Regions from separate parts of the Homo sapiens genome. Here region 1 is linked to region 2. A link is a contact called in ENCODE Hi-C or POLR2A ChIA-PET data. All regions are on one chromosome and are shown on one strand. The core of a region is the stretch at or near the end of the contact, and the rest is flanking DNA. Distances in the headings are between cores, read along the strand shown. Region 1 overlaps NIN (ninein). Region 2 holds the start of PYGL (glycogen phosphorylase L).

What was found. Hi-C counts contacts between places; a loop is a spot of excess contacts on that map. ChIA-PET counts read pairs that join two places held with the same protein, here RNA polymerase II (POLR2A). Pooled maps may share reads with other maps.
Region 1: a map of PC-3 shows a loop between it and region 2 (3-fold over the local background). The contact joins the enhancer-like site here to the promoter of PYGL in region 2. A Hi-C loop is called at or near these places in 2 of 168 maps with a recorded cell type or tissue (K562 and PC-3) and 5 of 50 pooled maps. POLR2A ChIA-PET finds 5 or more read pairs at or near these places in 1 of 52 experiments (activated CD8-positive, alpha-beta T cell).

Annotation. Positions count from the first base shown.
Region 1 is chr14:50,790,880-50,796,980 of GRCh38, forward strand. It overlaps NIN (ninein), which reads right to left. Exons shown (of 31, transcript NM_020921.4): 5 at 1,833-2,002. Among named protein-coding and RNA genes, the nearest start is that of NIN, 37 kb to the right of the region's middle. RefSeq lists a silencer at 395-454 and an enhancer at 1,197-1,246. Within about 2 kb of position 1,397, at least 11 of the 41 ENCODE cell types and tissues checked have a DNase peak (open chromatin) inside an H3K27ac peak, as active enhancers do.
Region 2 is chr14:50,940,668-50,947,087 of GRCh38, forward strand. PYGL (glycogen phosphorylase L) reads right to left here and starts at 3,816. Exons shown (of 20, transcript NM_002863.5): 1 at 3,494-3,816. The coding sequence starts at 3,736. It overlaps LOC124903314 (a long non-coding RNA gene), which reads right to left and starts at 1,923. Exons shown (of 2, transcript XR_007064163.1): 1 at 1,442-1,923; 2 at 134-538. LOC400212 (a long non-coding RNA gene) reads right to left here. Exons shown (of 4, transcript NR_170195.1): 4 at 5,623-5,797. RefSeq lists an enhancer at 2,644-3,167 and a silencer at 3,836-3,995.

The DNA.
Region 1 (6,101 bases), core at 147-2,646, 150 kb before region 2:
AGATAACATATAACAAGGATATAAGAAACATGTTGCCAGCAACAAAGTCAGCTCTGCCCAACAGCTTTCTGCGTATTCCTAGATGAGGACTAGAAACTCATGTCAAAAAAAAAGTAAGCATTTACTTTCTTAGTACCAAATAATACCCTGGGGACTGAAATAGTTGGGGAAATGAGTTATTAAACTTAAAAGTGTTTTCCAAATAACAAAAACTTACCTGCTCAAGTACTGAGACATTTAACCATTTTTTTCATAAAGAAGTACATTCCACACCACTCAGGGTTATAGAACAGACTTTATGATACCCTTCCTGACAATAAGAAAACTATTACGAACACTGTACTAACTGAAGTATGTAAATTACTTGCATCCCTGAGATTGTATATGTAAAATTTTTGTGCATATGAGTATATGTGTTTTACTGGGGAAAGACCCCTATCTCAATTCGCAAAGAGACCCAAGAAAGGAGAAGGACTCCTGAAACTGTTCTCAGCTTTTTCTGCTTTTGGCTTTTTCTATTTTCAGCTGTCACTTCTCATCCACACTACTCTTATACCACTTTTGTGGGTTTTTTTTTTCTCTCTTCTCTCTTTTAGTTGCTTTTCTCCCTCTCTTCTCAATAACATTTCTGCCACTGCTGCTTCACTTGTGGTGAAGGACAAGTGTCATTTGTTTTTTTAAAAAAAAATGATGCAGACCCCGATCAGCAGACTGGTCATGTGTCCTTATAAATTTCCGTATTTATTGCCAACACTTGGGCTCAACACTTGGGCTCTTTTTTGTTATTTTTGGATTTTGGGGTATTCTGGAAAGTTGAGGAGGACACTGGATGTCTGATTGCTGGGGCCATTATTGGGAGCAAGCTTCCTGTAGATTTCAGTAAGCTGAACATGGATGTTAGACCACAATGAACACACAGGTGCACGCGCACACACACACACACACACACACACACACACAGAGTCCACTGGCAATCTACAGACCACTTTCAGAAAGTTGAGGCGCTTTGTTTCTTTTCCAATTTATATTAGTATCTGAAATATCTGTAGCCCCAGTCTGAGCTGGGATTTGCAAGAAATATTTACAGCTTGCTCAGCATGGCATTTTCAATCATGTTCTATAAATGGGATGCTGGTAAATGAGCCATAAAGAAAGAATAAAGAAAATGTTACTGAACCTCCTTTATTGGTAGATTATGGCAATATGCAAAATGAAAAGATGGGGGATGAGGGAGGCTGGCGACTCTCCACATGCTGGAGAACGAGACAGGCCTGGGTGCAAGGAATCCAGCAGAAAGAACCATGGCAACTGCTGGGCACTGGAAAGCACCCCAGGCTCAGTATCTTGAGGCAAAAACCAAGTGTTCGAGCTGCTTTATCACACTACAAAAGATAAGATGCAGGCTTTCAAAATGCCTGAACGCGTTGCTTTCATTTCCTGCTACAGATGCTGTTTTATAGTTTGGGGCAAGGGAGGGGGAGGAGCTGGTTCGCCTTTTAAATAACTAAAAATGATCATGCTATAGAGGAGAGAGATATTCAAGAACTAGAAGTGGGAGACCTCAGATGATGTGGAAATACCTGAACTCTAAATGTGTACATGACGCATGCACAGAAATGTCAGCTCTCCAAAAGCTGAAACGAGGTAAAAACATTCAAAAGATAGAAACATTATATATGTCCAAAAGGCAAGTAATAAGATTAGCAAGGAGTTGGTAACTGAGAAAAGCCCACATCGTGCCATCAACCCCCTCAGCTCCCCTGTCTCTGTGCTGCACTGACGTGGGGCTCCACACTCATGATCCAGATGAACGTGCATGCCCGATTCCTTACCTCACTGCAGTCACCGGCTGGGATGTGTGAAGGCCGCGCTTCTTCATCCAGTGGCTCAATCACCGTCACTTCAGGAAACTCCTCCACGGACTCTTGGAACTCGGGCAAGGACCTTCGTCCGTAACGCTTCCCACCTCTAACATATTTGGGCTGAGCTTCTAGTGAGCAGTCTGAGAGAGGAGACAAGAGTTGAGGCCACATGACATGAGAATCTCAGTTCTTAGCTGCCACTCACAGCCATCGGACACAGCCTCTTATACCAACCTCAAAATAAACCACCACTGTTTGCCAATTGTGGTGGCTGTGGGTGTATATGAGCCATCAGGTCAGATGCAGAGCACGCCTTCTAATTCTGAACGATTTATGGGACCGTGAGTATATATCTGCACATGACGGGAGCAATCCAACAATGGCAGCAAGGGATCTGACTTAATTGCAGAGGATTAAGGTCAGGAAAAGGTGAGGGGTCACATTTGTTCTGTTTATTAAGCTGGGTTTTCCAGCAGGATGGGGAGACATCATATTAACAAAGAGACACCTTGGAGGAAGTCTTAGAAAATGGTAATACAACAGACACCAAATCAGCACTGTATACTCAGTATCCACATCAATTAGTCTGAAACACCCTCCCCTACCTCAGTGATTCCTCTGTTAACCATTCCACTCTCTGATCTATCAGACAAGCAGATGACAAAACAAAGAAACGGACACAACACATTCTAAGCAATTAATGACAGCTAGTTACGTATATGAAACCCGGCATCAAGATCTCATTGTAAAATTAAAAACAGTAAAATAAAATAGCAAATGTGAAACCACAGTAAAAAAAATTGTATTATTTTATCTCTTTGTAAGCATCGGTGTTGTACAAAATAAAAAGGAATGTGCATGAGGTGAGAGTCATCTCTTGATCTTAAAGAAGGACTTCAGCATTTTGACATCACTTGTCTCAGGTTCAACACTGACCACCTTCCCCGTTACCATCACCACCACTGCTGCCATCACCACTGCCATCACCACCACCACCACCACCTCCACCGCCACAACTACAGGCTAAGCTTTTTCTACAATTGGAGCTTTAAAGCAATAAAATAAATACTTCACTCTATTCAAATGTTATCTCAGCTATAGATTTTTTAGCACCTTGTACAGCATCAGAATAAAATGTTTCATTAAAGTACAAAAGATGACAATGCTTTGATTTCTGTTGTCTTGCTGTCCACATATTCATACTCTCTCGAGAACAGATATGTATTCTGTTTGAACATGAGTCTTAGCAAGGTATGTCTGAACTCAGACATGTAGACTTTTAAATGAGATTATGTACACGTATTATAAAAACGACAATAGTTGATTAGATAAGAACTAAAAGAACGACCGTTCCTTTATCACCATTGAAACCATGCTGGGGTTTAGCCATTACTTTACAGTTTCCCAGGGAGGACTGGCGACCCTCTTTGACTAAACACCTCCCCGCCATGTCCTTCCCTCTGGGACAAGCTCGGATTTCACTATCTTCACAAATGTGGCCAGACACATTCTGAACATGCTCAGCAAAGCTCAGAGTGAAGTATTTATGGTAGCTATATAATTTCTAGTGATATTTATATCCAGCTTTAAAAAAGTCCCAGTGAAGTCATTTTATTAGGTCGAGTGATTCTCTTACAGGAAGTGTTTAAGCATACAAAATTTATACTGAAAATTGCATGCATATTTGAAGGTACCTTTTATCAGAAGACAGTGTGTCAGCTTGTGACCATTCAGGAGCGGCCCAGACACCCGAGCTACTTGTTGGCAGCTGACACCCACAGATGCTAGTCAGATAAGAGGCAATGCAGAACCATCCTTAATTTATTACATATTCTTAAATTTTGGTGGCAGACAACAAGATACACCATTAGTGACTATAGGGGTTTGGAAAAGATTAAAAGGAACACTTAGAACCTTGGATAATGAACCACAGTATTTTCCCAGTATAAGAACAAAGTTGTGTCCTGGGGATGGAAGTGGCGAAGGAGCTCTTATTGCATGCTGCACTTATTCAGAGGTTAAAAAAAAAAAAAAAAAAAGCAGTGGGAGAAAACAACTATCTTTTAAAAATCCATTGTGATCTAATCCCAAACCTACCGGTGGATGAAATGGTTCCCTGGTTGTTTACTACTCACTACCCCACGTAGTGCATAGGGTAGATGCAGTGGTGGATTCAAAACAGCTCTTTTTCTAAGCAATAAAAGGTAACAGATTGTGAGCCAGCAGGGACCCTGTGGAGTTTTGGTTTATTTACTCATTTATTTTTGCATTGCCAGGCATTAAATTGTTTATTTCATTATCTTATTATAATAACCAATTTAAGCAAACTTTAAGTTAATATCCTTCATAGAACGTACGAACATGATAAAGTCAATTTCTAGAGACATCTATTAAACTATGTAACCTTTTTGGAATAAAGACATTAGCACACACAAAGAAAAATGGGTTAAAGTTTTCTCATCACTTTATTTTCCAAACCATGCAAGTGACCAATAACGAAGTGGACTAATCACACCATTTAAAAATAGTCACCTCTAAGAATGACACACTCAGACATCCCTCTCCCATTTAGAGCATCCGCCTCATTGCACTTAACATGATACGATGGGAACAGAGACAGCAAAGCTAACGATGTTCAGAGAGAACATTCACGGTCAACAGCCCTTGCTAGGTTAAGCGCTGAAAACACTATGATTCTCCTCATCAATCTCAATCAGAGATTTAGAACTGAACAGCAGATGTCCACCGAACCATGGGGATTATAAGACACTCTTACCCACTCAAGTTAAAGAATGCCTTGACCCTTTCTGACCATGCCTAATGGAAGAGATCCAAAACTGCAACCCTGGGGCTACGTTTATTTACTTTCTGAGCACATCCAGATGGAACCTTTATTTTTCAGGGTGTCATTCTGGAATAATCTTATCTATGTCAGATAACATGGAGGCTTTTGGTTTATTAAGAAACGAAATTATTGACATCACAGAGCTTCCACAGGTGAGAGTATCTGCTCCAATCACCAGCTCCAAGAAGGGACATGAAATGCCTGGCCAATATGGCGAAACCTGGACTCTATTAAATACAAAAATTAGCCAGGCGTGGCGGCTCGTGACTGTAGTCCCAGAAACTTGGGAGGCTGAGGCAGGAGAATCGGTTGAACCTAGGAGGCAGAGGCTGCAGTGAGCCGAGACTGCGCCACTGCACTCCAGCCTGGGCAACAGGGCAAGACTCCATCTCAAAAACAGAAACGAAACAAAACAAAAAGAAATGCTATCAAAACAAAGTATAAATGACTGCCATGCTTTCAGTGTTTCAGTGTTTGAGTTCCTTGAAAGTGTATTTATGATTCTCCCTGGATTGTTAAGCTTCTGAGTCATTTTTCCTTCTTTCCCATTTTCCATTTCTCCTATTTGGCATCACTACAAAAATTAAAGTGGGCTTCAAAGGAAAGCAGACAAGCCCAGCTTGCCTGGAGGTGTCTCAGACCCCATCCCTGGAAAGCTTATTATGAGACACACCAATCAGAGGAAGGTGGCTTTGAGGCAGTCCAACCTGACCTAGTTTAATGATCTAGGTTTTATTCCATAAGCCAAATGCTTGGTTATGAGCAGGGGACAGTAGAGAAACCTTGCTTCAACCCTCCACTGGAGTAATGTGGAAGTGAGTGACAGTCTCTACAGAGCACGTGGGGAAAACATCTGATTCGAGAGTTAAAAAGATGAAGAAAATACTATGCCTTCGGGCCTTAGAAATGACAGCTGGGTTGCTCACACGCCACATTTGTTATTTCACATCTCATCTGTCCCAAGAAGAGAAACTCCAGAGCTTCGATAATGTTCCCCTTCCAAATCAGGATAAACCACCATGCACATGTATGATGCTTGACCAGAGGTCTTGCACTCATAATAAAAAGAAAGTTAAAATATGGTGTCAGGGAGAATGACCACTCAGAGTAGATAAGCCAGCTGCAGCCAGGGGAAATAACAAACACCCGCCTCATTCCTCTCCCAGTTCCTTTCCCAGCAGCAGTGTGGAGGGGAGAAACACAGCCTCCCCTACTCCAGGTTTCAAGCAATACAGAGTACACTTTTTAAAGCTCTCCCCTAAAACTGACCACTGCACCAGATCACCACATCTGCATCAGATGTGATACAGGTCACTGCTTAAAATGCTCAGCTCTCCTAAAACCACTGCATGAACAGCCAAAGCCAAAGCAATGAGGACCTAAGGGAAGCTAAA
Region 2 (6,420 bases), core at 2,566-5,065:
CTGATAGTAAAATATATGAGCATCTCCAATATACTTTATAAATTACATGCATGTACTATGATTACTAGTATTTTATGTAAAAAGTGGATATTTTCAAAAGGCTTGTAAAATAAAATAAAGAAGATATAACAAATATTTTTAAATTGTATGTTTTATTTTTATCCCCAGCATTAGTCAGAGGGCCTGGGTACTTCCGGGAAGACCTCTGGAACACCTGTCAATAAACCTGAGACTTGCAGGACAGGCAAGAGTTGAGCATAGAAATGTGGTAGGAAGGACACTGCAAGTGAATCGGGGGCCCAGAGTGGGGATTGGTTTGTTGGGAGAGCAAGGTGGGTACAGAGGGTAATGGAAGATAACAAGGGAAGAACAGGCCCACCTGGACTGAGAAGTGCTTTCGAATACTTGCTTAAGTTCTATGGCAGGCAAGAGGAGCCAATGATAATTGAGCAGGGGCAAGATGCGTTGCTTTAGGAAGCTTGAGCAGACCACAATGCACAGAATGAGACGGGATCATATACTCAAATGCCTTCAGGAGCTAGGCAGAGAAAATAAATGTGTAATTGAGGTCACATAAAACAAAGAAGAGTACTGGGCTAAGAAATGGAGTGTGCAAGTCCTGACCACAGGCGCTAAAAATTAAATTCCTGAAAAATGTCTTGGCCAACAAAGTATGTCTGCTATCCTTATTCAGCCTCAGGCTGCCGGTTTTACCACTTCTGGAAAGCAAAATAACCACGTGAAGTCAGCTGCAACAAATGGGTAGCTAGAGCCTCACCAAGGCAGGAAGAGATAATGGAGGAGAGCACGTCATTCAAGGGAACCTATAGAAATCAACAGAAATTGGCAAACAGTTGAACGGCAAAAAGTGAGACTAAAGTTTGCGTCTGGATTGTCAAGATGACAATGGCATGAAAACAAAAAACACAGAGGCCAGTCGTGGTGGCTCATGCCTGTAATCCCAGCACTTTGGGAGGCCGAGGTGGGTGGATCACCAGGTCAGGAGTTCGAGACCAGCCTGTCCAAATGGTGGAATCCTGTCGCTACTAAAAATACAAAAAGTAGCTGGGCATGGTGGCATGCACCTGTAATCCCAGCTACTCAGGAGGCTAAGGCAGGAGAATCACTTGAACCCGAGAGGCAGAGGTTGCAGTGAGCCGAGATTGCATCATTGCACTCCAACATGGGTGACAGAGTGAGACTCTGTCACAAAACAAAACAAAACACGGGAAGATGGGGCAGGATTGGGAGAAATAATGGTTTGAGTTTTTAACGTACTGAGTTTGAGGAAATAGGAAGATATCTAGATATGTTCACTAAACACTCAGAAATGTACGCATAGAGTTAGAAAAGGAATTCAGACTAGGGATCCATATTTGGGATTCATCTGCACAGTTATTGGAGAGCAAGGGAGGTGGGAGAGGAGCTTGGACACACCTACTTGCTCTACTTTATGAGGGCAGGAACCATCCTGTTTAGACAGACGACTGTGATGGAGTAGATATTTGATGAACACGTGTGGAATGAAACATGTTCATTGTTGTATCCCCAGTGTATCGCTATCAGAATTTACACACGTCGGAATTCCTGGCTTATATCTGCACTCACGTAGAAAAGGAGAGCCCAGTGAAGAAACTGGCCGGAGAACCAGGAAAACCATAAAGCACTGCATAAGCCACTGAAGGAAAAACATACAAGATTCTCTGGTGCTCTATGATGCTAAATGCTACAGAGGCGTGAGTGTGTGTTTCTAATATATGCTCAGTGTCCCACCCTTCCGCTTAAAATTGTTAAAAATAATTTTTAATGAGAGGCGCAGTATGGTGTACTTAGTAGCATTCCCTTTGTGTAAATAAATTTTTAAAAGATAGTGGCCGAGTGTGGTGGCTCACACCTGTAATCCCAGCACTTTGGGAGGCCAAGGAAGGAGGATCATTTGAGGCCAGGAGTTTGAGAGCAGCCTGGCCAACATGGTGAAACCTTGTCTCTACTAAAAATACAAACTTAGCCAGGTGTAGTGGTAGGAGCCTGTAGTCCCAGCTACTCGAGAGTCTGAGGCAGGAGAATCGCTTCAACCCTGGAGGCGAAGGATGCAGTGAGCCAAGATGGCGCCGCTGCACTTCATTCAGCCTGGGCGAGAGTGAGACTCTGTCTCAAACAAAACAAAACAAAACAAAACAAAACAAAACAACAAAACAGTAAATATATGTATACATAAAGTGTTTTCTAAGGTGCATTTAAATTTTTAAGGATACATTTTAGCAGTTGCTACCTTGGTGGAGGCCTAGGTCTTTGGGGTGAAGAAGAGTTACTTTCCATTTGAAAACTGTTACAGTTGCAATTTCTTACTATGAGAATTTACATTCATTTCCTTTCTTAAAAATTCCTATGGGGTTTCTTGGGCACTGGGATTATAGACCATTTTTTTTTCTTCACACCTTTACATAATTAAAAAGTTCTAATAAATGTTTATATATATTTCCCACTGCCCCTGGGATGTATCCCAATCTTTTATTCTTTCCAATATGTCTCTACCTGGCTTCTCCAGTTTCCTCTCCCAATACAGACTCACACCCGCCCTCACTCCAGCCTGCACACAATCCCTCTCCCTGCCATGTCCTCCCCAGTCCTTCCCCACTGCCTCTCGCCCTCTTCGCAAACTGTCAGGCAGAGATATTGTCCCTCTGTAGGTCCAAAATCACCCTAAGGAGGTCTCTGCTCCCGCCCCCACGCCGTGGATGGAGGTGGTCCCTGACCAGCCTTCCTCAGCAGCTCTGGGGGCAGGCCTCGGGTGTGGAAGGGCTAAGGGTCGGGGGAGTGTGTGTCTTCGGGGAGGACGAGTCCAGGGCATTGCCTGGCCCTGGGCCGCCTTTGCGAAAGACTCACGGAATTCCAGGAGCTACACCCACTCAGGAGAATGGGTGGGCGGCGCTCTACGCTTGGAGCGGGACCCTGCCCCTCCTCTGCACCACACTTAGCCACTCCCAGAGGCCTGAGACTTACGACCTTTTCCCAGCTCGGCGTTTGTCTCCCCTCCCAAAATACCAAGCTCCAGCAAGGCAAGATTTTTGTCCCTTTTGTTTAGGGCTGAGTGTCCAGGGCAGAGAATAGTGTCCGGCATACAGGACAAGAGGCCCCCGTCACCTCTTGATTAAATGCTGAGAGTCAAAGTTCCAAAAAAGTTTGTGAAGTGGACAGGCGAGAGGGGCCTGGGCTTTTGCCCACCTGGCGGTTTCCAGGGGCGGACGGCACAGTGGTTTGGGCGGGACACTGGCGGGTGGCACCTCGGAGACATGAGTTCGGCGTCTGTTGGGAGGCCTAATCTGTCCCCCAGGCTGCCCGCCCACAGCCTAGACACGTCTCCTCTGGACTTCGGGGCAAGGACCGGGTGCAAGGGACCACTCTGAGGGGTTCTCCACCTCGTCCCGCCCGGCCGCGGCCGGAGACTCCGACTCCGGGCTGGACCCCGGCCCGCCGTCCCGCCCCCGGTTACCTTGGGGCACTTGTCGTAGTAGTGCTGCTGCGTGCGGATCCAGCGCCCCACCAGGTGGTCGCGCACCGTGTGCGCCAGCGCGAAGTAGTAGTCGCGGGTGGTGGCCACGTTGCGGTCCTTGACCAGCGTGAAGTGCAGGTGCCGGTTGAAACTCTTCTTCAGCTCTGCCACGTTCTCCACGCCCACGATGCCGCGGATGCTGATCTGCCGCCGCTTCTCCTGGTCCGTCAGGGGCTTCGCCATGGCTGGGGCGGCGGGCTGCGCGGCGGGCTGCGCAGAGAGCTGGAAGTGCGGCCGGAGGCGCTGGGCTGCCGGGCAGGGGTGGAGTCCGCCCCGCCGCGCCAGCAGCTTTCAACGCGCACGAAAGTTTGGGGCCCGCCCCCTCGGGCGGTGCCGTCCCCGCTGCACTCCCACCGCGTCCCGGCCCCTGCCCCAGGCCGGAGGGCAGAGGAAGTGCCCGGCCCCTCCCGAGGCTCTGGGGCCGCAGTGGGCTCGGGGGTGGGAGACGAGGTCCAAGCGCCGGCGAGACCCCTGCCAGCCCGGGACCTGGGCTCGGAGGCTCCCTTCCGGATTTCCAAAATCTGCGGAGGCAGCATTTGTTCCGCCTCTCCCCTCTAGAGTGTGGAGACAGGAGGACGTCTGTGTAGGGAAGCACGTCGTTGGCAGACTGCTGTTTTGCCGATGTTTATTTGTTATGCCATTATGACTGTTAGGATTTCTCACCTGGAGTGGCTTCCGCCATAAGCGCCGGGATCTGGAAGGACGGCACGTTTGACTTCTGTTGTCCCAACCTCACTTGCCAGCCCTTGGCACCGCCCCAGCTTGGATCCTCAGGGCGCCTCTGTTATTTTCATTCATTTTTTTTGAGGACTCCAGGGTTCAGGTTTCTTAACTCCTGGACCAAAGTTCGCCCCGCTCGTAGCACCCTGTCTCTCATCCTTAGAGGTAGGTTACTAAGAATCAGAGTAGGTGAGGTGAAGCTCTAGGGTCATTATGCGGCAGGGGCTTTTACCTTAGGCTTCTTCGAATTACGTTTTAACTGCAGTGGAGGGTGTGGGGGGAGGAGAGGGAGAAAACAGAAGGGTATGTGTGTGGAAAATGAAGGGATTACTCACTGGACTAGTTGCCTTCTTTACAAAAAACAACCCAGTCTGTGTTACTGTGCGGTACAGGCTGATCTTTGCACCTCCACTTTGGGTGGTATTTGAATATGCGTGTTTATGTGTGCTTAAACCTTGGTAAAGGCAAACACTTGGCATTTTAGGATGTCAGAGGTTTTTTCTTCCTCATTAAGTAGTATTAATATATTATTTTAGAAACAGTCCATTGCCAGAATTAAGTTTTCTTTTTCCTTTTTCTTTTCTTTTTCTTTCTTCTTCTTCTTTTTTTTTTTTTTTTGAGACGGAGTCTCACTCTGTTGCCCAGGCTGGAGTGCAGTGGCGCGATCTCGGCTCACTGCAAGCTCCGCCTCCCGGGTTCACGCCATTCTCCTGCTTCAGCCTCCTGAATAGCTGGGACTACAGGCGCCCGCCACCTCGCATTTTTTATTTTTTATTTTTTTATTTTTAGTAGAGACAGGGTTTCACCATGTTAGCCAGGATGGTCTCTATCTCCTGACCTCGTGATCTGCCCGCCTCGGCCTCCCAAAGGGCTGGGATTACAGGCGTGAGCCACCGCGCCCGGCCAATAGTCACATATATTCTTCTAAGTTTATTTGTTTGTTGTTTTTTGAGACAGGGTCTCACTCTGTTACCCAGGCAGAGTGCAGTGGCGCGATCTGGGCTCACTGCAAGCTCCGCCTCCCGGGTTCACGCCATTCTCCCGCCTCAGCCTCCCGAGTAGCTGGGACTACAGGCGCCCGCCACCACGCCCGGCTAATTTTTTGTATTTTTAGTACAGATGGGGTTTCACCGTGTTAGCCAGGATGGTCTCGATCTCCTGACCTTGTGATCCGCCCTCCTCGGTCTCCCAAAGTGCTGGGATTACAGGCGTGAGCCACCGCGCCCGGCCAAGTTTTCTAGAAAAATCTTAGTATACTTATATTAATATATTTTGTTTTTTATAATAAACCCAAGTTGATTATTTTGAATTCACACATGGTGGTGGTGGGGGGGGGGGGGGGGGCGGGTAATGGATTAATTGATTCAGACCAAATGTGACCCTCACCATAAAAGTGAAAGTTCAAAGCTCATAGTTCTGACAAAATTTCCTGAATCCTTGTCCTCCCAGATTCTGAAGTTTGGACTTGAGCTTTTGGGGCAGAGACTGAATTGGGCCTTATGCAACTCTTGCAATACCGATGACCTGCAAAGGACAGTATGGAAGAGATGAGCATTAGAGTTTGGATCCGGATGGGGCCAGAAATACCCTGAATTAAGAGTGGGAAGGGGGGGCCCATCAAAATCATTGATCTTAAAAATAAGTAAGGCCTGTGGGGTGAAATTTGAAATAAAGCAGAAAGATAAGCTTCTTTGATTATTATATAACTTAAAAAAGTGTTTATCAGCTTTGAATACCCCCAAGATGGTCACAGCATTAAGCCAGTTATGGGTCATTCGTACATAAGTGTGAAATTAGTCACTCAGCTTTAACAGCTGGATGAAAAATAGGGTAGAGCCTAGGATGAGGGAATACCAGGTCTGAGTAGGTCTTCCTCCCAGAAAGGTCTCTGAGCAGGAGAAGGCATCATAATGTCTGGGCATTGGGGAGTGAATAATTAGGGGGCACACAAGAAGGGATGAAAGACACCAAAAGCAAGCTTACTCGGTTTCTTAGTTTTGCTTAAGACAGTTTCAAATAGATGGCTCCCAGCTCCGCTGTCTACTTTCCTGTACTAAATTCTTGTTGGAAACTCAGGGTAATGATGAACTAATGAACACACTATTTTCTTGATTCACTATCCAGTCGGTGAGCCTGCACCCCCGGCT